Linked DNA regions of Mus musculus: region 2 is linked to region 1. Evidence: chromatin loops called from intact Hi-C (ENCODE). Cell type or tissue: left cerebral cortex. All regions are shown on one strand. Links, peaks and the distances in the headings refer to the core of each region. The heading gives the core; the rest is flanking DNA. Region 1 holds the start of Camk1 (calcium/calmodulin-dependent protein kinase I). Region 2 overlaps Cidec (cell death-inducing DFFA-like effector c).

Evidence for each region. Hi-C counts contacts between places; a loop is a spot of excess contacts. Peaks named below come from ENCODE experiments on the same cell type or tissue, not always from the same donor. Only the 100,000 strongest peaks of a DNase experiment are listed, where the experiment ranks them.
Region 2: it touches region 1 in a loop (2.2-fold over the local background); 1 of 42 quality-filtered maps calls a loop at or near these places.

The regions. Positions count from the first base shown.
Region 1 is chr6:113,336,114-113,347,139 of GRCm38, reverse strand. It overlaps Camk1 (calcium/calmodulin-dependent protein kinase I), which reads left to right and starts at 3,218. Exons shown (of 12, transcript NM_133926.2): 1 at 3,218-3,304; 2 at 5,158-5,272; 3 at 6,717-6,848; 4 at 7,559-7,633; 5 at 7,717-7,855; 6 at 8,734-8,860; 7 at 8,954-9,029; 8 at 9,835-9,947; 9 at 10,704-10,782; 10 at 10,879-10,966. The coding sequence starts at 5,190. In left cerebral cortex, for the core only: no CTCF peak of the experiment used is centred there; DNase peaks (open chromatin) are centred at 4,280, 4,677, 5,093, 5,377 and 1 more place; H3K4me3 peaks cover 1,848 bases; H3K27ac peaks cover 1,476 bases.
Region 2 is chr6:113,418,204-113,429,229 of GRCm38, reverse strand. It overlaps Cidec (cell death-inducing DFFA-like effector c), which reads left to right. Exons shown (of 6, transcript NM_001301295.1): 4 at 677-835; 5 at 919-1,109; 6 at 3,506-4,596. The coding sequence ends at 3,668. Rpusd3 (RNA pseudouridylate synthase domain containing 3) reads left to right here and starts at 9,890. Exons shown (of 9, transcript NM_001033204.1): 1 at 9,890-10,012; 2 at 10,281-10,420. The coding sequence starts at 9,912. In left cerebral cortex, for the core only: CTCF peaks have their summits at 4,805 and 6,589 (motif pointing left); a DNase peak (open chromatin) is centred at 4,851.

The sequences.
Region 1 (11,026 bases), core at 3,855-7,854:
AGGCTGTGAAGGTAACACTAAGGAGGAAGAAGCAGACAGTCAGGAGTTCAAGGTCATCCTCAGACTACATAGCAAGGTTGAGGTCAACCTGGGCTACACGAAACCCTGTGTCAACAAAATAAATAGTGGGGCTGGAGGGATGGCTCAGTGGTTAAGAGCACTGACTGCTCTTCCAGAGGTCCTGAGTTCAATTCCCAGCAACCACATGGTGGCTCACAACCATTTGTAATAGGGTCCGATGCTCTCTTCTGCTGTGTCTGAAGTCAGCTACAGTGTACTCACATTATATTTTAAAAATAAATAAATAAATAAATAAATCTAAGCTGGGCGTGATGGCATACGCCTTTAATCGCAGCACTTGAGAGGCAGAAGCAGGTGGATTTCTGAGTTTGAGGCCAGCCTGGTCTACAAAGTGAGTTCCAGGACAGCCAGGGCTACACAGAGAAACCCTGTCTCGAAAAAACAAAAACAAACAAACAAACAAACAAACAAAAATCTATAAACTTGCAAACTTTATATGCCCCAGTACTGGGGAATGTCAGGGCCAAAAAGTGGGAGTGGGTGAGTAGGGGAGTGGGGGGAGGGTATGGGGGACTTTTGGGATAGCATTGGAAATGTAAATGAGGAAAATACCTAATAAAAAAACAACAAAAAAAGAAAAACAAAAAACAAAAAAAAAAAATCTATAAACTAAGTAAAAAAACAAAGGTTAGAAAAAGTGAGGGCTGGCAAGATGGATTAAGAGTTAAAGGCACCTGGTATCAAACTTGGCGAACTTAATTTGACCTTTAATCTCTGGAAAAAACGGAAATGGTAAAAGGAGAGAATCAACTCCTGAAGTTGTCCTCTGGTCTCGGCATGTATAGGCATAGACACACACACACACAAACACACACACACTCACACACACTCTCTCTCTCTCACACACTCACACACACACTCTCTCTCTCACACACACACACTCACACACTCTCACACACATTCACACAGTCTCATACACTCTCTCTCTCTCTCTCTCACACACACACACACATTCACACAGTCTCATACACTCTCTCTCTCTCACACACACACACATTCACACAGTCTCATACTCTCTCTCTCTCTCTCTCTCTCTCTCTCTCTCTCTCACACACACACACACACACACACACACACACACACACACACACACACAGACTTTCTAAAAGTGAGAATACCTGAATGCCCCCAGAAAAGCTTTAAAAGCATGCAAAGAGTAAGACCAGAAAAGGTGTGTAAGCAGAGACTGGCCAGGTGGCTCAGTAGTTAAGAGCAGTTGCTGCTCTTGCAGAGGATCCAGGTTTGGTTTTCAGTAACCCACGCGGTGGCTCACAATCACTTGTAATTCCTGTTTCAGATGATCAGATACACTCTCCCAGCTTTCAAGGGCTCCTGCGTGAGCACGGTTCACATATAAAATGGCAGGGTCACATACATAAATAAAAAAGTAAAGAAATCTTTTTAAAAAGTTGTACTAGTCTTCAGAGGGACACTATCACCCAGTAGTGTTGTCATAGAGATAAACACAAAACTGTACTGACACAACTCCCTGGCTCAATAGTATGTTGAATGGGTGGTGAGGAGACTAGAGGTGTGGTCCTAGGTCAGAAGTGGGTTAGGAATCTGAGATTCTGAGATGTGAGGGAAGAAAACACCTCTTAGTCTCTGACCCTCGTCAAATCTTGCTTTTCCTGTGAGCCCTGGTTTATATGAAATCTTTTTCTCATGTTTTACTTTGTTTTGTTTATGTACTTGTGTATGTGAGTGTGCAAGTCTATGGCAGCCAGAGGAGGATGTCAAATGTCTTGATCTATCACTCCCCACCTTACTCCCTTGTACAGCACCCCTCTCTGAACCTGGGGCTAGGCTGGTGGCATGCTCCCCCTCAGTTCTGGGGTTACAGAGGCACACAGCCCCCTCCAGCTTCTTACACAGGCTCTGAGTATTTGAACTCAGGTCTTGTCCTTGAGCCGCTCGCCCACTGAACCATCCCCGAATCCTCCTGTTTTGTCTTTTCTTCCTCCTCCCCTTGAAGGAGAACCTCACCACCGGCTTGCTTAGAACATTTCACAATGCACCTATCTCTGCTTCTGAAGTGCTAAGATTGTGTCAGACACCACACCAGCTTGTTTTGAACTAGTGTTCTAAGTACTTGCACACCCACTACACAGAACTCTCAAGAAAACTTAGAGTCAGTCGTTAATAAGTCCATGTCTCAGGGAAGAAACTGAGGCTCAGAAAGGGAGAGCAGAAAGGGAGGTGGTTGACTTCAAAACCTTTCTAGCATCTTAGCTTAGTCTTCTGAGGCCTGACCACTCCAGGACAGAGGAGGGCCAAACTGGGAGAAACAGAGGTTGAACTCAGGAGGGAGAGCTGCCCTAGACAGGCCAGGTTGCGTCCTTTGCCTGGCTCCAGGGCAGACCTACCTCTAATTCCTGCCAGTTGATTCCCCTTCTAGTCTGAGCTCAATTTAGTCCCAAAGAGCCTTGCATAAACCAAGTCGGGTCAGGTCCCTTGGCCCCAAGCCTAGAGCCCCAGGAAGGGATATGCTCCACCCTCCCCACCCTGGCTCCCAGCCACGGTCACATGGCACTTTGGTCCTCTTTGGCTTGCTTCCTTAAGGATCCAGATTTAACTGCATCTCCCCCTTCCACTTCTCTTCCCTAGTCTCTTTGAGCAGTACCTGAAAGTGTGTGGGATAGAAGCCTTAGCTCTGTTTTGCTGGTGTAGGTCCTCAGTTTATCTGCCTATTAAATGGGACCTTACAGCTTTTCATCAGCCCCTTACTAGTCTTCTGAGTCTTGCATAGGTCCAGCTCCTTTTAAATGGAAGGTGAGGAGAGGAGGAGAAGGAGACTAAGAACTCTAAGGCAGGTCCCAGAACTGTTTTGAAAACAATGCCAGGTTCAAGCTGGCCAGCCTCTGGCATCTCATAAATATTGGTTCAAAAATCATCTGCTTCTAACTAAGTGCTGATTTCAAGACCATCTGTGGCTCTCACTTGTCTCCTGCTGACGACCAAAGGGCACATAAGCATGCTATAGGGCCTGTAACAGAACAACTGGGCCCACTTCTCCAGTCCGAGAGTGCTCGTCCCTAGTCCCCAGGTCCTCTGCCGCAGGCTCCTCCTCCATTGACATCAGAGCCGCAGGCGGGCCGAGGGAGCCGAGCCCCAGCCGAGCGCCAGCGACTGAGCAGGCAAACTGACCAGGCACAGACGCGGCGGGAGCTCCGCACCAGCCACCTCGGCCCTCGCAGCCAGCCCCGAGGCGGGGCAGCCGCAGGTACAACTGAGGGTTGCCCCGGCTCTGTGCAGCGGGGCGCTCCAGCCACAAGATACTGAAGCCCAAGGGTGGGAGGGGCGCCTGGCCCCTGGACAGACAGACGGAACAGGGCTGGGCCTTTCTCTCCCACCTCCCGTCCCAGGCCCTTTAGGTGCTAGGTGACCTCCATGGATATTGCCTGGATATCAGAAAAGGGTGGGGAAGGGTCTGTGTGTGTGTGGTGTATGTCCAAGCGCTAGGCCTGACCATGGAAGGGCGTGGGCATTTGGAAGAGTAGATCGGGGAGGGCATGTGAGGGGTTCCCTGAAGCAGGAATGTGCTTCAGTTGTGTAAAGGTATCTGGGAATTCATTTTTGTTGTTGCATATGGTGTTCAAGGATACACACACACTGCTGTCTGGCTTGCGGGGTAGAGTTCAGGGGAGGTTTGGTCTTCCTCTGAGGGGGTTTAGTTAGGCAGATTGTTAAGGCTTGGTTTGCTGTGTAGGGCTCTGGGCTGAGGAGTTGGAGGGCATAGACAGGACTAAGTTGCTATGTCTGGTATGTGGGAACGGATGCCACCTTGTTCGTGTGTGCATGGAATCAGTACTGCAGTGTAGGGTCTGGGTGTTTTGGATGGACAGGTAGGTGTGAGTGGTGTATATGAACGTGTGTTGATGCTGGGCATATGTGCACAACCAGGTGACGTGGTGTGCAGTGTGATGGATCTAGCAGGAAGGTGTCTGGACTCAAGATTCATGTACTGCTGATGTGGAGTGGTGTCTGCTGCAGGGTGTGGAACTGTGAGGGTCATTAGTGCTGGCATCCATGTGGGTTTGACTTTACATGGATTTACCATTGCCTCTTTCATCAGAAAACCTGGGATGCTGGCCAATGCTCTGGGAACAAGGTCCCACTCAAGGAGTGGACTCTCAGTTCTGGTCAGGGTGCCTTCTCTTCATTCTTCCCAAAGGAACCAGGAGGTTGCTTTCCCAGAGCTCTAGGGCATGAGGGGCTCTGTTCTGGCTTCAAACTCAGTTGATTCTGAGATGTTGACTTTTCTGAATGATTCCCCCAGTCTAGTAGTCTCCTACTGGACCAACACATGACACCCTTTGTCCTTAGCAAGCTTAGCTGGGACTCTCTTGGGCAACTCTGGACTCATTCTATCCATCTCCAACCTCAGTTTCCGAGATTTCTCACATGATACATGGGGAGAGAACCCACCCTTTCTTGTAAGATGACACAGAGCTGTCTAGGGAAAGGTCCAAGATAGGTCCCCTCCAGGAGGGGACAGACAGGTGAGATCAGTTTTCCGGCTGCTGGGACACAGACAGGGAGTCAGGAGGGCTAGGTCTGGGGAGTTCCAGCTGTGGCTGATGTTGCCTTGGTAACAGTGAGAAGGAGCTATTTAAAAACGTGGCTGAGATATTGCTGGAAGCCCAGGCTGCCGGAAACCTGATTTCCGAGAGGCTAGGGTGGCAAGGAGGAGGAGGAGGAGGCGGAGGAGGAGGAGGAGGAGGAGGAGGAGGAGGAGGAGGAAGGGGCCCTCTAGGGCGCCATCTATGCTGCTCTGGGGTCTCATGTGCTATCTTCCTTGAGGGGGAGGTTTCCTTGGGTGTTAGGATTGAGAAAAAGACTGGGGCAAAATGGAGAATGAAGAATTGAAGGAATGCACAGATACCGAGAATTTCACTACTAGAAATGATCTTTTGCAAACATGCTGAGTGAACATATGATGGGGGAGGCTGAATGCCTGTTGCTAATGAACAGATCCAGGAATGAATGAACTCATGCTGCCTGCTCATGGGGCATGCAGTAGATTCTCAGAGAGGATAGGCCCTCTGAATCTCTTTCTCTCCATTTCCTTCCTAGGAGCCCTGGCTGTGGCTGGGGGGCAGTGGGCCATGCCAGGGGCAGTGGAAGGCCCCAGGTGGAAGCAGGCGGAAGACATTAGGGATATTTATGACTTCAGAGATGTTCTGGGCACGTGAGTCTCAGGATGGGGTGGTGGTGGGGTGACAGGATTGGGAAGGGCTTCGCTCCTGAGCCTGACGGCTGGAGGGGCTAAGTCTGGGGTGGTGCTTCCTCTGGTCAGCTCACGAGCACTTACTTCCCTTTCCTACAGACCAGGGCTTGTGGCAGCTTTGCCATGGTGCAGACTAGTCCGGCCTTCTGGTTTTGGCTAACTGTGGGGAGGATGGGGCCTTTCTTGTCCAGTCATGGGGTCCTTATGAAGAGAAGGAAGTCCAAGAGAATGGGAGAACTATTTATCTAGATTGCTGCCAAGAGCTGGCTATTCTGGCCTGGGTTTGGAAACTGAGGCTGGACATGGTTGCTCTTGATGATGGAAATCCAAATATAACTCAAACCTGGTCTTTTCCTGTTATAAGTTGGTCCTAGAGACACGGACAGACAAACACAAAATGATAGGTGAATGAGTATTATTCTCTTATTGAGGTTGTAGAGGCCAGAGTAGTCTCTTCTGCCTGGGTAACACTCCTTGAAGGACATGAGACCTTGGCTAAAAGTAAGATGGGTAAGCTTATGCTTGTCAGAAAGAAGGAAGGTAATTCAAGGCAGGTGGAACAGTGCATGTAAAGGCTCAGAAGCCACTGCAGAAAGAGGCCGTCTGCTGGAATTCACAATTAGGGCTGGGGAGATGTTCAAGCAGTAAGAAATGGAAAGGGGCAGCGAATGCAAGGCCTTGAGAAGAGCAAGAGGTCATTTCACGGCACAAAGGAAGACATTTAAGACTGACCAACGGTGCTGGAGATGGCTCATCAGTTAAGAACATTGGCTGGTCTTGTAGAGGACTAGGCTCAGTTCTCAGCACTGATGGTGGCTCACAACCACCTGTAACTCCAGATCCAACGGTATGTATGTGGTTTGAACACACATGTAGGCAAAACACTTGTACACATAAAGTAACTAAAGCTGAAAAAAAAAGAAAAAGTAAAAAGGACTAGCCATCATGTGTGGGCAAACTGGAGAGCCAAGAATTGTAACCGTGGTAATGGTGTGATTCTGTGAGGTTCTAAAGGGCATTACATTACCTACAACTCAAACTGAATCCATCAACCACTCACATAATCAAGTATTTCAGGGGCAGAGTTCAGGCCCAGCTGGCTCGTATGTTACCAGCCTGGCTTCCTTTGGTTGGCTTCAGTTTGGAGCAGGCTCTCCCTAGGTACTGACAAAGATGACTGCCATCCACTCCAGGTTTACATCCTACCAGCTTATTCACTCATTCACAGTGCCAGGACACCGTCATGTAAGTGACCAGCTACTGAGGTACTGAGGCAGGGGACAGACAACTCTGGCTGGCCATGTCTGGCTTATGTGAAAGACAAAGGTGGTCATGACTACGGGGAATGGAGGAGGGCGAGGAGCTGGGGTTCTAGCTCCTTATCTTGCAAACCTCTGACTCACAGGGGTGCCTTCTCAGAAGTGATCCTGGCAGAGGACAAGAGGACTCAGAAACTGGTGGCCATCAAATGCATTGCCAAGAAAGCCCTGGAGGGCAAAGAAGGCAGCATGGAGAACGAGATTGCCGTCTTACACAAGTATGTGGCACCGACCCCTCCTCATTCCTCTAGATTACTGTAGAAATGGTTTGAAGTCTCGGCCGCACAGGACAAGAACTTGGCAGGGAGTGGCTGGCCCAGAGCTAACCTCCCAGATGAGACTGAGGTGCAGGGAGGGCTTGTTTACAGAGGATGAAGCTGTTCATGGAGCCTCAAGGCCAGCCCACCCATCAGGTGCTCACCTAAGGTCCTCCCATACAGTGAAGCAGGCGTATTTGCTGAGCCCCTGGCTAAATTAGCAGCCAGCCGACAGGAAACCTGCTCTGCTGTAAAACGTACAGCAAGCATTTGCTTCCAGTGCCTCCCACTTCCTAACGATTTGCACAGGGAGGAGATGGTCATTTCCTTTCCCTAATTTGGGTGCATGGGATAACGAGGCCAGTGAGGGCAAGAGATTTGCCCAAAGTTACACAGCAAGCCTATGGGGGAGCCATGCCTTCCTTAGCCCCACGATCAATCACCACAGGTTCATCTGTTGAGTACCGACCTGATGCAAGCTCTCAAGTAGCATGTAGCAGAGGCGTACCCGGGCCAGGTCTGTTTGACCACAGAGGCCAGTGCTTGCTTGCTAGTCTTTTCTTACCTTCTAGCATCAGCTTCCCCCCAGTGGACTCCAGAACCTTGGTTCCTGCCCTGGATGCAGGTGCCAGGGAATAGGTGCGCCACCCTAAGCTTATCTCTCCTTTTAGGATCAAGCACCCCAACATTGTAGCCCTGGATGACATCTATGAGAGTGGGGGCCACCTCTACCTCATCATGCAGCTGTGAGTGGCCTGTCTGCCCACCCTCATCCCTCTCGCTGCTGCCCCACGCACGCTCTTGGCCACTTTCCGGTCCTTTGCTGCAGGGTTTCAGGTGGAGAGCTGTTTGACCGAATTGTGGAGAAAGGATTCTACACGGAACGGGATGCCAGCCGCCTCATCTTCCAGGTGCTGGATGCTGTCAAGTACCTGCACGACCTGGGCATTGTGCACCGGGATCTCAAGGTAGGATCTGAGGGGCCTAGTGAACTATATGCACCAGGGGACGGCAATGGCAATCTCTGTCTGTCCTGCTTTGTCTGTCTTTGAGTACCTCTCAGCCCCTCACTAAAGCCCTAGCTTTCCATTTGCAAAATGAACTACTTGTGACTCCCCCTCCCCCCAGCCCCAGCTCCTCTTATTCCAGCTTAGACAGGGACACAAGGTAGGCTGGGCTGGTATCTTACCTTAACAACTTAACAACTTAGGTGTCTTTTTCTTATAATGAAACATCTCTTTGTAGAGAACAAACGGGGCAGCAAAGCTTCAGAGAAATGCATAGGGGCTTACGCTGAAAACACTTCAGTCCAAGTCAGCTGTGGTGGTACACAGAGGCAGAGGCAGGCAGATCCCTGAGTTCAAGGCCAACCTGGTTTACAGAGTGAATTACAAGACAGTCAGAGCCACACACATACCTTATCTCAAAAAATCAAAACCAAAACCAAAATAAATAGAACCTGGCTTGAAGACTAGTCTTGCCATGCCCTAACTGACTCTTGGGCCAATCACTGCCTCTAAAGGCATTGGTTTCCTCCTTGGTAAAGTGGGCTTATTCAAACTAGACAGGCTGCATATGTGGTAGGGTTGAAATCAGCCAAGTACTTATCCAAGATCCAGCACAGAAGGTATTAAATTTTTTTTATAATACTGGGATTCCTGTAAGGTTTCTAAGTTCTATGAAAATCCTTCCTACAACCCCTTGGCTTTGTGTTTTCTAGAACTTGCAGCCTTCTAGCTTCTAACGGATTTAATGAGCTAGCTACCATGGATTTTGGAGAAGCATATAGCACTGCTGGCCTCTGGCTACCTCTGACTACCCCTTCTCCTCTTTCCCACCCTCCAAGCCAGAGAACCTGCTGTACTACAGTCTGGATGAAGACTCCAAAATCATGATCTCTGACTTTGGCCTCTCCAAGATGGAGGACCCAGGCAGTGTGCTCTCCACAGCCTGTGGGACTCCAGGATATGTGGGTGAGGAGGGCCCTGGGTTGGGGATGGGGATGAGGAAAGAGCCAGGAGCTGCAGGGTAGACACAGGTCATCACCATGTGCTTTCTTTCCACAGCCCCTGAGGTCCTGGCCCAGAAGCCCTACAGCAAGGCTGTGGATTGCTGGTCCATAGGAGTCATTGCCTATATACTGTAAGTGGGGACATGGTCAAGGTGGCCTGTGACTACAGTCATCTTCCCTGCTTTGCCCACTCCTCTACATCTACCAAATAAATACTAACAGGCAGGGGTCTGGAGAGATGGCGCAGGCGTGAAGAGCAATGCTGCTTTTCCAGAGGACCCAGGTTCAATTCCCAGTATGCACATGGTAGCTCACAACCATCTGCAACTCTAGTTCCAGAGGATCTAATGCCTTCTTTTGGTCTCTATGGGTACTCATGTGCACACACATGGTACACAGACTTACATGCAGGCAAAATATCTGTATACATAAAAACAAACAAACAAACAAAGTCTAACAGGCTTCAATCAGGAGATACCATGTGTCCAGCACTGTGGGAGCACTGAGGAGTTAGCAGAAAATGAAACACTCCAAGTGCCTGCCCTTAAGAGCTGACATGTAGAAAGAATCAGTGAGTAAATAAATCTATATTAGTGTCACCTGGTCAAAGTCACTGTGAAGATAAAATCAAACAGGAGTAGGGAGATGTGGATAGATGTCACTTCAGATAGTCAAAGGCCCTTTGTGATGGTAAAATCTGAGTGGCTTTTGAGCCAGTTTAGGTGTGATCCGGTTTAGGTGTGGGGAGGATGTCAAACATGAAGACCCTATGACAGCATGTTCAAGGACAGAAGGAAGGCCAGTACTGCCAGACAGAAGTGAGCAAGACAGAGGACTTCCTGTGAGTCCCGTCTGACTCTTGGCACTGCCCCAAAATGCTCTCCAAGCCAACGAGTATTTTTAAAGCTGACATGAATTCTCTTTCTCTCTGCCTAGGCTCTGTGGCTACCCACCCTTTTATGATGAAAATGATGCCAAACTCTTTGAACAGATTTTGAAGGCAGAGTATGAGTTTGACTCTCCTTATTGGGACGACATCTCTGACTCTGGTAATTGGGTCTTTGCCTTCTTCATCTAGCCCCTGCCTCACGTCTTCATCTGATCCAGGAGTCTCCCCACTGTCTTGCCTCCGTCGTATTTTATTCCCAGACTAGAAGCAGATGTCGTATGTCTTATCTTGGGTTCCCTCTGCTTGGCCCCTATCTCAGAGCTCTGTAGGCATTCAGTCTTCCAATATAGTATTTACAAAATTACCTCCCCTGGAGCTTACTGACTCTCTGAGGCTTAAACAGCATTAATATTTCTTTTTTTTTTTTTTTTTTTTTTTTTAGATTTTTTTTTTTTTTAAGATTTATTTATTTATTATATGTAAGTACACTGTAGCTGTCTTCAGACGCACCAGAAGAGGGCATCAGATCTCTGTTACAGGTGGTTGTGAGCCACCATGTGGTTGCTGGGATTTGAACTTCGGACCTTTGGAAGAGCAGTCGGGTGCTCTTACCCCCTGAGCCATCTCACCAGCCCCAAGCATTAATATTTCTATCTTCCATTTTGTGTCCCAGTCAGGGACCAGCTTGTGATGGCTGTACAGTAGTTTACACACTAGTGTGAGCATACTGAGTGGATTCTTCTGTAATTATGTTCTCAAAAAAGGAGGGAGCTAGAAGGCTGGAGTGTGTGGAGTGGGGCACAGGCAGACAGGCTTCTTGTCACACCTTGTCAGCGGAGATGTGAGGGGATGAGCACTGTCTTGGTGCCCACAGGAATGGTCACGCTGTATCTTTGCTTTTCTCTTGGGGCTCCAGCCAAAGATTTCATACGACATTTGATGGAGAAAGACCCGGAGAAGAGGTTTACCTGTGAGCAGGCCTTGCAGCACCCATGGTGAGAGCTCCCACTCTAAGTTGTGTTAGGGTGGGACCTGGGGGTCCCAGGCCTGCCCCAATCCTCACAGGCAACTCTGCATATACCCCATCCTAGGATTGCAGGAGATACAGCTCTGGATAAGAATATCCACCAGTCAGTGAGCGAGCAGATCAAGAAGAACTTTGCCAAGAGCAAGTGGAAGGTACAGTGCTCAGTACCAGCTGCATACAGGACCTGCCCAGGAGGTTTTCCAAAGAACTTC
Region 2 (11,026 bases), core at 2,952-6,951, 83 kb before region 1:
GAGTATTAAGATTATGGGTGTATACCATCCTTCATACTTCACCAAACTGAATTCTTTTAAATAGTGCAGTTTGGGGGCCAGCCATGTCAGTACTTGGTGGTTAAAAGCATGCACTGCCCATGTAAGGGAGCCCGGTTCAGTTCCCAGCACCCACATTGGGTAGCTCACAGTCACCTGTAACTCTAGTTTCAGGCCATGTGACATGGATGCAAAAACCCACCCGCATACATACGTATACACATAATTAAAAACAAAAATTTTAAATGCTGGCCAGGTATGGTGGCACACAGCCTTTAATCCCAAACACTCGGGAGACAGAGGCAGGTGGATCTCTGTGAGTTCCAGGCCAGCCTGGTCCACAGAGTTTCAGGCCAGCCATGGCTACATGGTCTTAAAAACAAAACAAAGGAAACGATCAACAACATTAAAGTACTGTTTAACTGGCCTGGTGGTGTAGGCCTGCAATCCAAGTTACCTGAGAGGCTGAGGCAGGAAGAGAGAAACAGACAGCAGCCCCTGCCTGTGCTACATGGTGAGGTCCAGGCCAACCTAAGTGTCTTAGTAAGACCCAGCTTCCTTGGTCTTTCTCTGGCAGCTGGGTGCTTTGGCGGAAGTCTTTGCCTCTCAGCACTGCTGCTCCATAGGCATGGCAGAAAAGTCACTAACCTTCTTCCAGGTCCAGGACATCTTGAAACTTAAAGACAAGCCCTTCTCCCTGGTGCTGGAGGAAGATGGCACAATCGTGGAGACAGAAGAATACTTCCAAGCCCTGGCAAAAGATACCATGTTCATGGTCCTGCTGAAGGGGCAGAAGTGGAAGCCCCCATCAGAACAGGTGACGGCCTTCCCGGGGCAGGGGTGAATGTCGAGAGCTCGGGAGATGTTCCAGAGGTGAGCTTACACGGGCTTGTCTTGCAGCGCAAGAAGAGAGCCCAGCTAGCCCTTTCCCAGAAGCCAACTAAGAAGATCGATGTGGCCCGGGTAACCTTCGACCTGTACAAGCTGAACCCTCAGGACTTTATTGGCTGCCTGAACGTGAAGGCAACCCTCTATGACACATACTCGCTTTCCTATGACCTGCACTGCTACAAGGCCAAGCGCATCGTGAAGTGAGTGGGTTGGGACACACAGGGACCGGTTGGGAGAAACGCTAAGACAAGAGGCCTGACCTGTCTGCCCAAAGCAAAACTCTCTCAGGGGCTGGGTGGACGCTGGGGCTAACAAAGAATGACAGCCCCGTCTGTGCAGGGATCTAAGTGGCTTGATTTGCATTAGGGTATGTGGGGGGTGGGGGGGGGGAGTAGTTTTAAGGCTTCTTTCTAGTTTAGCAAAGTACATTTTTTTCACCCCCAAACGTAAACTTTGCATAGTAGCTGACTGAGGAACCCTCCTGAGTGTGCTGAGGGTAGAGCCCAGGGCCTCGCGAGTACCAAGCACACACTCATATCCTGATCTGTTTCCACAACTAATCATTGTTAAAAGCGAAAACCTAACTACAATCCCAGTACTTTGGAAGTAGAGGATCAGGAATTCAAGGGACGCCTGGATCAGATAGGACCTTGTCTCAAAGCCAAAACAAACCAAAACACCACAAAACAAACACCAGTGGAGAGATGGCTCAGCCATTAAGAGTTTCCAGCCCTCATGTCAGCCCTGCTCAAAACTGCTCATAACCACGTGTCTGCAGCTCCAAGGGATCTGTTGCCCTCTTCTGGCACCTATGGGTACTGCACACAGATGCACACAAAATAAAAGGCACTGTCAAGCTGTGGTCAGCTGAGTGACTTAGTGGTATTAATGTGATTGTTTAAAAAAAAAAGTGCTAAGGACCAAGTGGTGTAGTGCACGACTTTAATCCCTGCATTCAGGAGGCAGAGTCAGGTGAATTTCTGTGAGTTCTAGAGTAGCCTGGTCTACATATCAAATTCCAGGTCAGTTAAGGATACACAATGAGACCTCATCTCAAAAAGAAAAGAAAAGAAGAGAAGAGAAAAGAAGAGAAAGAAGGAAGGAGAGAGAGAGAGAGAGAGAGAGAGAGAGAGAGAGAGAGAGAGAGAGAGAGAGAGAGAGAGAGAGAGAGAAAAGAAAAAGAAAAAAGAAAGAAAAAGGAAAAGGAAAAGGAAAAGAAAAAGAAAAAGAAAAAGAAAAAGAAAAAGAAAAAGAAAAAATGTGCTAAAATATGCACATCCTAAACTTTTCTGTTGTGGCCACTTTAAGTGTCTCAGCCCGCAGCGTGATATAACTGACCGTTTGTGCAAGCCTTGTCTTCCTTTCCAGAACCTTGGTACCAGGCAGCAGAAGCTGTACACAGTAAACAATCATTCTCAGTCCTCTCCAGAGACCTTGCTAACCTTTATTCTACTTTCTGTTCCTCTGTTGATCTAGCCTAGATACCTCATAGATACAGGACCAAACAGTGTTGGTCTTTTCATGACTGGCTTTTCCCACAACAATTCTGTTTTCAAGGTTCACTCGTTTGTAGAATATGCCAGATTTGGGGCACAGGCCTATAACACCAGCAACTCAGTGAGACAAGAGGATTGCAAGCTAGAGGCTTGCCCAGGCTATAGAGTGAGTCCAAGGCTAACCTAGGCAACTTAGTAAGATGTTGTCTCAAAATAAGATAGTAAGAAGAAAGCAGAGGCTACAGTTCAATGGTAGATTAGCTGGTTTTACTTGAGTAAAGCCTTGAGTTCCATCTCCAGCAAGAGAGAGAGAGAGAGAGAGAGAGAGAGAGAGAGAGAGAGAGAGAGAAAGAAACAAATTATCACAAGAAAATAAAAAGCCTGGTGTGCCAGGCTAGTCTATAGAGGGATAGCCTGGGCTACACTGATAAACCCTGTCTCAAAGAAGAAGAGAAAAGATAAAGAAAAGGCTTTGTTTTTAGAACTTGCATTAAGCACAGAGAAAAGCAGGGGTCCTGAAAAGCCGGCCCCTGAGGAGGGGCAGGGCTGTGTGTGGGAGGACTGCTGTAGCCTGGCCCCAGTTTCTGTCTGTACTAGGAAGTGTTTCTGTCATCCCACTGCCATGATGCTTAGATCTTCCTAAAGGGGAAAGCATACTTAAGCCCTGGATGGTGGGGAATCTCTGTAAACCTAGCACTTGGGAGGCCGAGGCAGAAAGATTATTGACTCTAAGGCTAACTATATTTCCAAATTTTATCTTTAAAAAAAATAGCCAAATCAAAAAACAAACCCAAACCAAAAGAGTTAGGCTTATGTGATGGTGCATAGTTGTAACAGCATTCAGAAGACTGGGGCAGGAGGATTACTGTGAGTTCAAAGCCAGTCTGGGCTACATAATGAGTTCGTAGCTAGCCTGTGCTACAGTGTGAGACTGTATCTCAAAAAAAAAAAAAAAAAAAAAAAGATAAGGAAAGAGGAAGGAAGGAAGGAAGGAAGGAAGGAAGCTAACTCAAAGCCACTTGCTTCAAGCCAGCATCAAAAGACAGAGAAAACCTTTGGGGAGAGAGTGGGAGTGTTCTGAACGCCTTGCTATCTCCTAGGGAGATGCTCCGCTGGACCCTCTTCAGCATGCAGGCCACCGGTCACATGCTGCTTGGCACCTCCAGCTACATGCAGCAGTTCCTGGATGCCACCGAGGAAGAACAGCCTGCCAAGGCCAAGCCCTCCTCCCTCCTCCCAGCCTGTCTGAAGATGCTGCAATGAAGACCCGAGTCCTCAGAGGCCTTCCTTGGGCCATGGATGTGACCGGGGACCCTGCGCTCGGCTAGCAGCACCCATGAGCCTGGCAGCCAGACAGCTTCTCACCTGCCTGCGCCTCCCTCACAGCACAGCACCAAGGAAATTGCAGGAAGGGCTGGAGCCCTGGGGTGGGCTGGTCACAGGAGGACTTCCTAGCCTGGCCCAGTTCCTTCCTTTCTGTCTCAGGTAGCTTAGAGGACTAACACTTAGCCCTGGCAGGCACAAAGTCTGCCCCTGTGTCCACTTGTGCCGTCTTCCGTGCCACTCCCTCTCTGGTGCACCCCACCATCCCCGGTCCTGGCTGCCCACACTCATCATGCAGTAGACATTATTATGGTGGCCCCCATCATACCTTGGCCTGAATCAAGACAACCAAGCGAGCAGCATGCCACAGCACCAACTATGTCTATGACCATGGTGCCAGAGTGGTTAGCACTCTGTAGTAGAAGAAAAGGAGGTGGGGGCTTCGGGGGTCTCTCACCTGGGACTCTGATCACTCCCTCCTAGCCCCCAGCTGCACATGATCATGAGGTGTGCGAGAGAGTGTTAGAGGTGGAGATTAACTAAAGCCGGCATGCCAGGGATGCAGATCTGGGGGGTCCTCACCTGTGCCAGGGATGCAGATCTGGGGGGTCCTCACCTGTGCCAGGGAGGGACCTTAGGGAATGCAGATGATTCTGAGTCACCCAGGCCCCTCCTGTAAGTAACCTAAAAGCTCATAGATTCACCAAGCTGGACTTGGGTGAAACCGCGGCTTAGCCTCTCATTGCCTGAATGGACACAGTTCCTGTTCTCCTGGGAAAGGCATGCAGCTGCCTCTCTTGTTCTCATTTTTCCACGAATGAGTGAATGGTATTAGAGTCTGCAGTAAACTATTTATGCTGATACCTCATCGCTGCCTGTGTTCTTTGTGTGGAACCATTTACCAAGATGTATAGGAGACAGCGTTTACAGGAGATAGCACTTATCATTGGTGTGTGTGTGCGGGTATGTGCATGCCTCTGTGTGTGTGTGTGCACGTGTGCATGGTAGCGGCATGCCACTACCATGGTGTAGGTATGAAGGTCAGAGGACAACTTTGTTCCACTGTGCATTCCAGGGATTGAACTCAGGTTGGCAGACTTGCATAGCTTTTACGTGCCGAGCTGTACCAGTGGCCTGTTTGTTCTTTTAGATGCAGTCTCACATAGCTCAGACTGGCTTCACATTTGTTCTGCAGTGAAGGACCTTGAACTTCTGATCCTCTTGCTTCCATCTCCTAAGTGCTAGCATTACAGGTGTGAACTATCACAGCCAACTCGTGTGGCACTGTGGGTTGCAGGCAGGGCCACCAGCATGCCAGGATGTAGCTCTACCAACTGGGCTACATCCTCACTCCCAGTCATTTTTAATATAGAAGGTCTGACATTGTGAGACAAGATGCAATCAATCAATTAATCAGTCAATCAATCAATCAATGGCTAAGAATAAGAATCTGTAGTTGGTTTTTGAAGGCTGCCACTGCCACGTTTGCTATTTGGGCAGACCATGGAATCCATGTGTGTGTCCGTTTCTAAATGATATTTGCCTGAACAAGAGAGGGCAGCCTGCCACGGGGCAGGGAGGGAGACCTCCAAAGAGCAAAGGAGCTATAGCCTCCAGACCAGCCACTGGCCCAAGTGGGGACACTTTCCTGGGGCTAGATACCATTGACAGGAAGGTCAGCTTAGCTGAGTGGGCCATGAACCATCCTCTCTCCCGCTCCTTCTATTCATACACACACACACACAAATAAATATAATAAAAATGTTAAAAACACACAAGGCAACCCAAATATTTTTTGTATTTTATATGTATTGGTGTACCCATGCCATGCACATGTGCGAAGGTCAAAGAGCAGCTTTTGGGAGTTGCTTCTCTCCTCCAACCAGGTGAATTCTGGGGATCAAACTCAGGTTGTCAGACTTGGAAGCAATCATCTTTACTGGCTGAGCCATCTCACTGGATTATATGTATGTACACACATATGCCAGTGAGTATATATACATAGAGATATAGATATAGACACACACCACATAGCCCAGGCCAGCCTCAGATTTTATGTAGCTAAAGATGACTGTGAATTCCTGATCCTCGATATTCACCTCCACCACCCCAGTGCTGGGATTATACCTGCGTACTTTGCCTAGTCTGACCTTAGTCCTTGCTCAGGCTGCTTCTGAGATGCACAGGAGACCTCCCAGAAGTCCTCTGGAATACCAATGGGCCTATGACAGAGCAGTTACACACTCCACGTGACGCCAGACAGGAGAGCCACTTGTATTTCTATGATGTAATCCCAGTGTATAATCTACAGGAAACAGGCAGGAGGATTGATGCACGGTTGAGGACAGCCTGGTCTATATAGCATGTTCCAGGTCAGTTGGGGCTATGTAGGGTGACTCTGTCTCAAAAAAAAAAAACAAAAAGAACCAAAACTTTTAAGATTTCATACAGGGGGCTGGAGAGATGGCTCAGTGGTTAAACTCACTGGTTGTTCTACCAGAGGGCTGGGTTCCATTCCCAGCACGCTCACAGAGGCTCACAACTACCTGTAACTCCAGTTCCAGGCGATCTCACACCCTCATCGGGCTCACACATGGAATGCCTGCATCCAGGCAGACAAAACATTCATCAACAGAAAATTAAAAATTAAAAAAAAAAGATTATTACAGAGTGTGGCTACAGAGATTATCAGGTAAAGGTGCTTGCTGCCAAGCCTCATGACCTGGGTTTGGTTCCCAGAACCATGTTATAAGGAGGTCGCTGACTATTGAGAGAACCCTCTGGGCTGGCGAGATGGCTCAGCAGTTAAGAGCACTGACTGCTCTTCTAGAGGTCCTGAGTTCAAATCCCAGAAACCACGTGGTGGCTCACAACCACCCGTGATGAGATCTGACGCCCTCTTCTGGTGTGTCTGAAGACAGCTACGGTGTACTGACATATAATAAATAAATCTTTGGGATGGAGTGAGTGGAATTGACTGGAGGAAGTGGGGCCGACGGGAGTTATAAAACTAAATAAATCTAAGAGAGAAAGAAAGGAAGAAAGAAAGAAAGAAAGAAAGAGAGAAAGAAAGGAAGAAAGAAAGGTTGTTCTCTAACTCATGGGGTGGTGGTGGTGGTCGTGGTATATGCCTTTGATCCCAGCACTTGGAAGACGGAGGCAAGGTTCAAGGTCAGCCTGGTCTACAGAGCAAGTTCCAGGACTGCCAGAGCTAAACAGAGAAACCCTGTCTTGAGAAAAAAAAAAAAGTCTGGTGACTGCCACAAGTGTGTGTGTGTGTGTGTGTGTGTGTGTGTGTGTGTGTGTGTATACACATTGTATATGCACACACACACTCACCATAAATAAAATATTAAACAGTTCCAAAGAAAAATAATTGCTCATCTTCGTCAGTTACCTTTTTTTGGTTTTTGTTTTTTTTTTGTTTTTTCCAGACAGGGTTTCTCTGTATCGCCCTGGCTGTCCTGGAACTCACTTTGTAGACCAGGCTGGCCTTGAACTCAGAAATCTGCCTGCCTCTGCCTCCCGAGTGCTGGGATTAAAGGCTTGAGCCACCACGCCTGGCTAGGGTGGGGTTTTAAGGTAGACGTCAGAAAGGTGTGCAAAACAACTGCCGATGGAAGCCACAGCTGGGCCGGAGAATGTTTCACTTCCCTCAGCTGTTCCTTACTTTCCTGCTACATAGTAATAAAAGACCACGCCATCCCTTTCCCAAGTTGCAGGTTTTACAGATGCAAAGACACCTCCCCCGCAGGCCACCAGGATCTCCCAGGCATTCCAGAGCAACAGGTCCGTGGCCTTTACCGGATGCCTGGCTCCATATTATGTTTCTTTAGTCATCACAGGGGATGTGTGTGAATGGTCGCTCAGGTCTGAGTGCTTGGAAGACTGGGATAGTGAGCTCAGTTCATCTCTGGAACACCACAGTGCCACCAGTCAGGGCTGGCTGCACATCCTCACAGTCATTATGCCTTCCACCTACGTCTGTTTTCCATTGCTATAACAAAACACCTGAACCCAGTCTGCAGCTCGGTCATAGCGAGCTTGCCTAGCAAGTGTGGGGAGATCCGTCAGCCGCGATGAAGGAAGGATAGCAAACCACCATCTCGGAAAGTTGATAACATGCTTATCTTTGTTGGGTGGGGGACATGACTTGGTTTGAGGACACTTGCTGCTGAGTTCCATTCTCAGTGCCCGTGGGAAGCTCACGACTGCCCATAGCACCAGTTCTGGAGGATCCAATGTCCTTTTTCGGCCTTTTGGGGCACTTGTATACATGTGGCATATACTTACAGACAGACAGACACTTACATGTAAATAAAAAGAAAATACACACACGCAGAGTTTGTCTGGGTCACTGTTCTAGAGGCTGCAGAGTCCAAGAACATGAAGCCAGCATGTACCTAGCATATGTAGGGCCCTTTCTGGTGCACCCTAACATGGAGGGAGCAGACCCACATTGAGGGAGAGGGTTTCTTTTCTCTCCTCTCCTCCCTAGAAAGCTAAGCCATCATGGGGAACACCCCCTTCACATTCTTGTCTAACACTAATCACGCTGGTCTCCAAATACCATTGATATGAATTTGGAGGTTAACTTTCTCCCAGCTGAACTTGGGAGGTCACACCTGGGGTGAGAGCTGTGCAGGAGGCAGCCTCCCCCTCTAAATGAAGGGAGGGAAGGAGCATCGCACCCCTCTGATTCCCCCACCAGAATCCACAGGCTAGTACTGGAGTCCTTTCAGGAAGGCTCTCAGGCCTGGGAGCTTGGTGACAGATCCTCTTGCTCTTGCCTCGGTGGTGGGATTAAAGGTGTGTGCCACTATACCCCACTGCTTTTTAAAAAGAGACACTTTCGCCAGGCCTGGTGGCACATGCCTTTAATCCCAGCACTTGGGAGGCAGAGGCAGGCGGATTTCTGAGTTCGAAGCCAGTCTAATCTGGTCTACAAAGTGAGTTCCAGAACAGCCAGGGATATACAGAGAAACCCTGTCTCGAAAAACAAAACAAACAAACAAAAAGAGACTTTCTTTTTATTTTCAGTCATTATTTCTATTTCACTGTTTTTATTATGCGCATAAAATTGTTACTATCTTTTGTATTTTTTTTTGAGACAGGGTTATGTAGACCGATACTGGAATTAAAGGTCTGGTCTATTTTATTGCTAATTATGTACATATGTCTGTGTGTTTGGACAGGTGTTAAAGGAGGTTTTGAGTCCAAGGCTGTGGGTGCTGAAAACAACAGGCAATCCTGTTGTTTGTTCTGTTTTGTTTTGTTTTTTTGAGACAGGGTTTCTCTGTATAGCTCTGACTGTCCTGGAACTCATTTTGTAGCCCAGGCTGGCCTCGAACTCAGAAATCCGCCTGCCTCTGCATCCTGAGTGCTGGGATTAAAGGCGTGCACCACCATGCCCGGCAACAACAGGCAATCTTAACCAGTCTCCATTTTGTTTCATTTTACGCCCGTGTATTTTGTTTTTGAGACATACTGGCCAGGGTGGAACTCACAGCTTTCGTTTCTTTTTCTTTCTTTTTCTTTTTAGACTGGTTTTCTTTGTGTAGACCAGGCTTGTCTCAAACTCAGCTAACTACTTGCCTCTGTTCCAGGCATGCGCCACCACACCCAGCCTACCTTGATTTTCTTTTCATAGAGGGGCCTTGCGCATCTCCCAGGCTGGTCTCCAACCCAGTATCTGTGATCTTGTTCTTTGTGACCTACATACACGGTGCTGGGAATTGAACCCAGGACCTTGTGTAGCCTCTCTACCACCTGAGCCACAGCTTTGGGACCTTTTATGTCACAGGCTGTTACAATTTCAGACAGGTGTACTGACCGAAAGGCTGCATACCGGTCTTCACCTTTCTTCTCCCTCGGTTTTACAAGGGAGGGTTTCAGATTAAGGTTCCCCAAAATTGAAACGACAGTCTTCTCGACCCTTTTTATTCTAAGACACGTCCTCTACTTTGAGTAAATAACCCGCCTCGTGCCTCAGTTTTCCCAAAAGCCAGAACCCTAAATGGCACTTTTTCTTCTACAGGGGAGGCAAAGCCCGGATTCTCGCTCGTCTGAGCGCCCTCTGCCTTGATTGACAGCCTGCCTGACCAATCTACGCACGGAGGATGTACGGGAGGTGGGGTTGAGCTGTCCGTGGACACGCATGCGTACTGTGCTTGGTCCCCGGCAATGGGAGCCCTGAGAGTTTTGCGTTATGTCTCTATGATCTGGCGGCCGGAGCTGGGGTCTTGCGCACGGCAGAGGGATGCCGGCTTCGGCACCGAGGCCCGGTGATTATAACACTCCACTTCCGTGTATGGGGAGAGACTAGATCAAGGAGAGGGCAGGCATGAAATTCAGATCAGTACTTGGTTCTAAGCCGGACTATGTTGTGAGACCCGGCACTAGGTCATTGGACCTTTGAGCCTTGGTGCCTCTTTGGTAAAGTCTTGGGGGGTAGGTGGACTCCTGTCTGCTGAGCCCGGGAGTTCTAAGAAGAGGCTGGACTAGGCAGGGTGAGCAAGGGAGGGAGGTACAGGCTTCTACCATGTTTCTCAGGCGTCCGTCTCAACCTCACCGCTCCAGCAAGCACAAGGACCTAGTCGAGGACCAGCCCTTCCCGGGGCTGCTGAGGACGGAGAACCTCGGCCTGGAGGAGCTGGCTCATGTCCTGAGGGCAGCTGTGGTGGATCAGAAAGGTGAGGGGAGCCTGCTGCTCCTGTGCCTCCCCTGTTGCTGCAGGAGCCAGGCCAGCAGTCACATTCTTCCTAGCCTCACCATCACGAGGAGAGGTGTATACCTCACTCCTCCCTGTGTTCTGAGAGCAGCTGTAACAGAAGTTAACTATCAGAAAAAGCTTTGGGGTTAGTTATAGCTGGCCTCTGTAAGCGGCATGCCTCTTGGTTTCATAAGAGGGCTAGATGGCTGCTCTTGCAGAGAGGACCAGCAGTCAGCACCCACATGTTGCTTCACGACTGTATGTTCATGTAGCAGTGAGGGGCTTCACAGTTCTGGGATAAATATGGCCCCTGCCTTGCGAGATCCAGCGTCCTAATGTGAGAATTACTGAGCAATCGCTGCTGGCGTGGTAACCACACTTGTAATTCCAGAACTTGGGAGGTAGAGGCAAGGAGAATCAGGAGTTCAGGACCAGACTTAGCTGTGTAGTGAATTTGAGGCTGACTTGGTGTTTGAGCCCCCCTCCACCCGCAACAGTCAAGGACTGTAGGAGGGGCACACATTATACTGAGGTATGTTGGAGCCAATGGGAATGGAAGCCTGGAACTGCAGGTATGAAGGCTCCG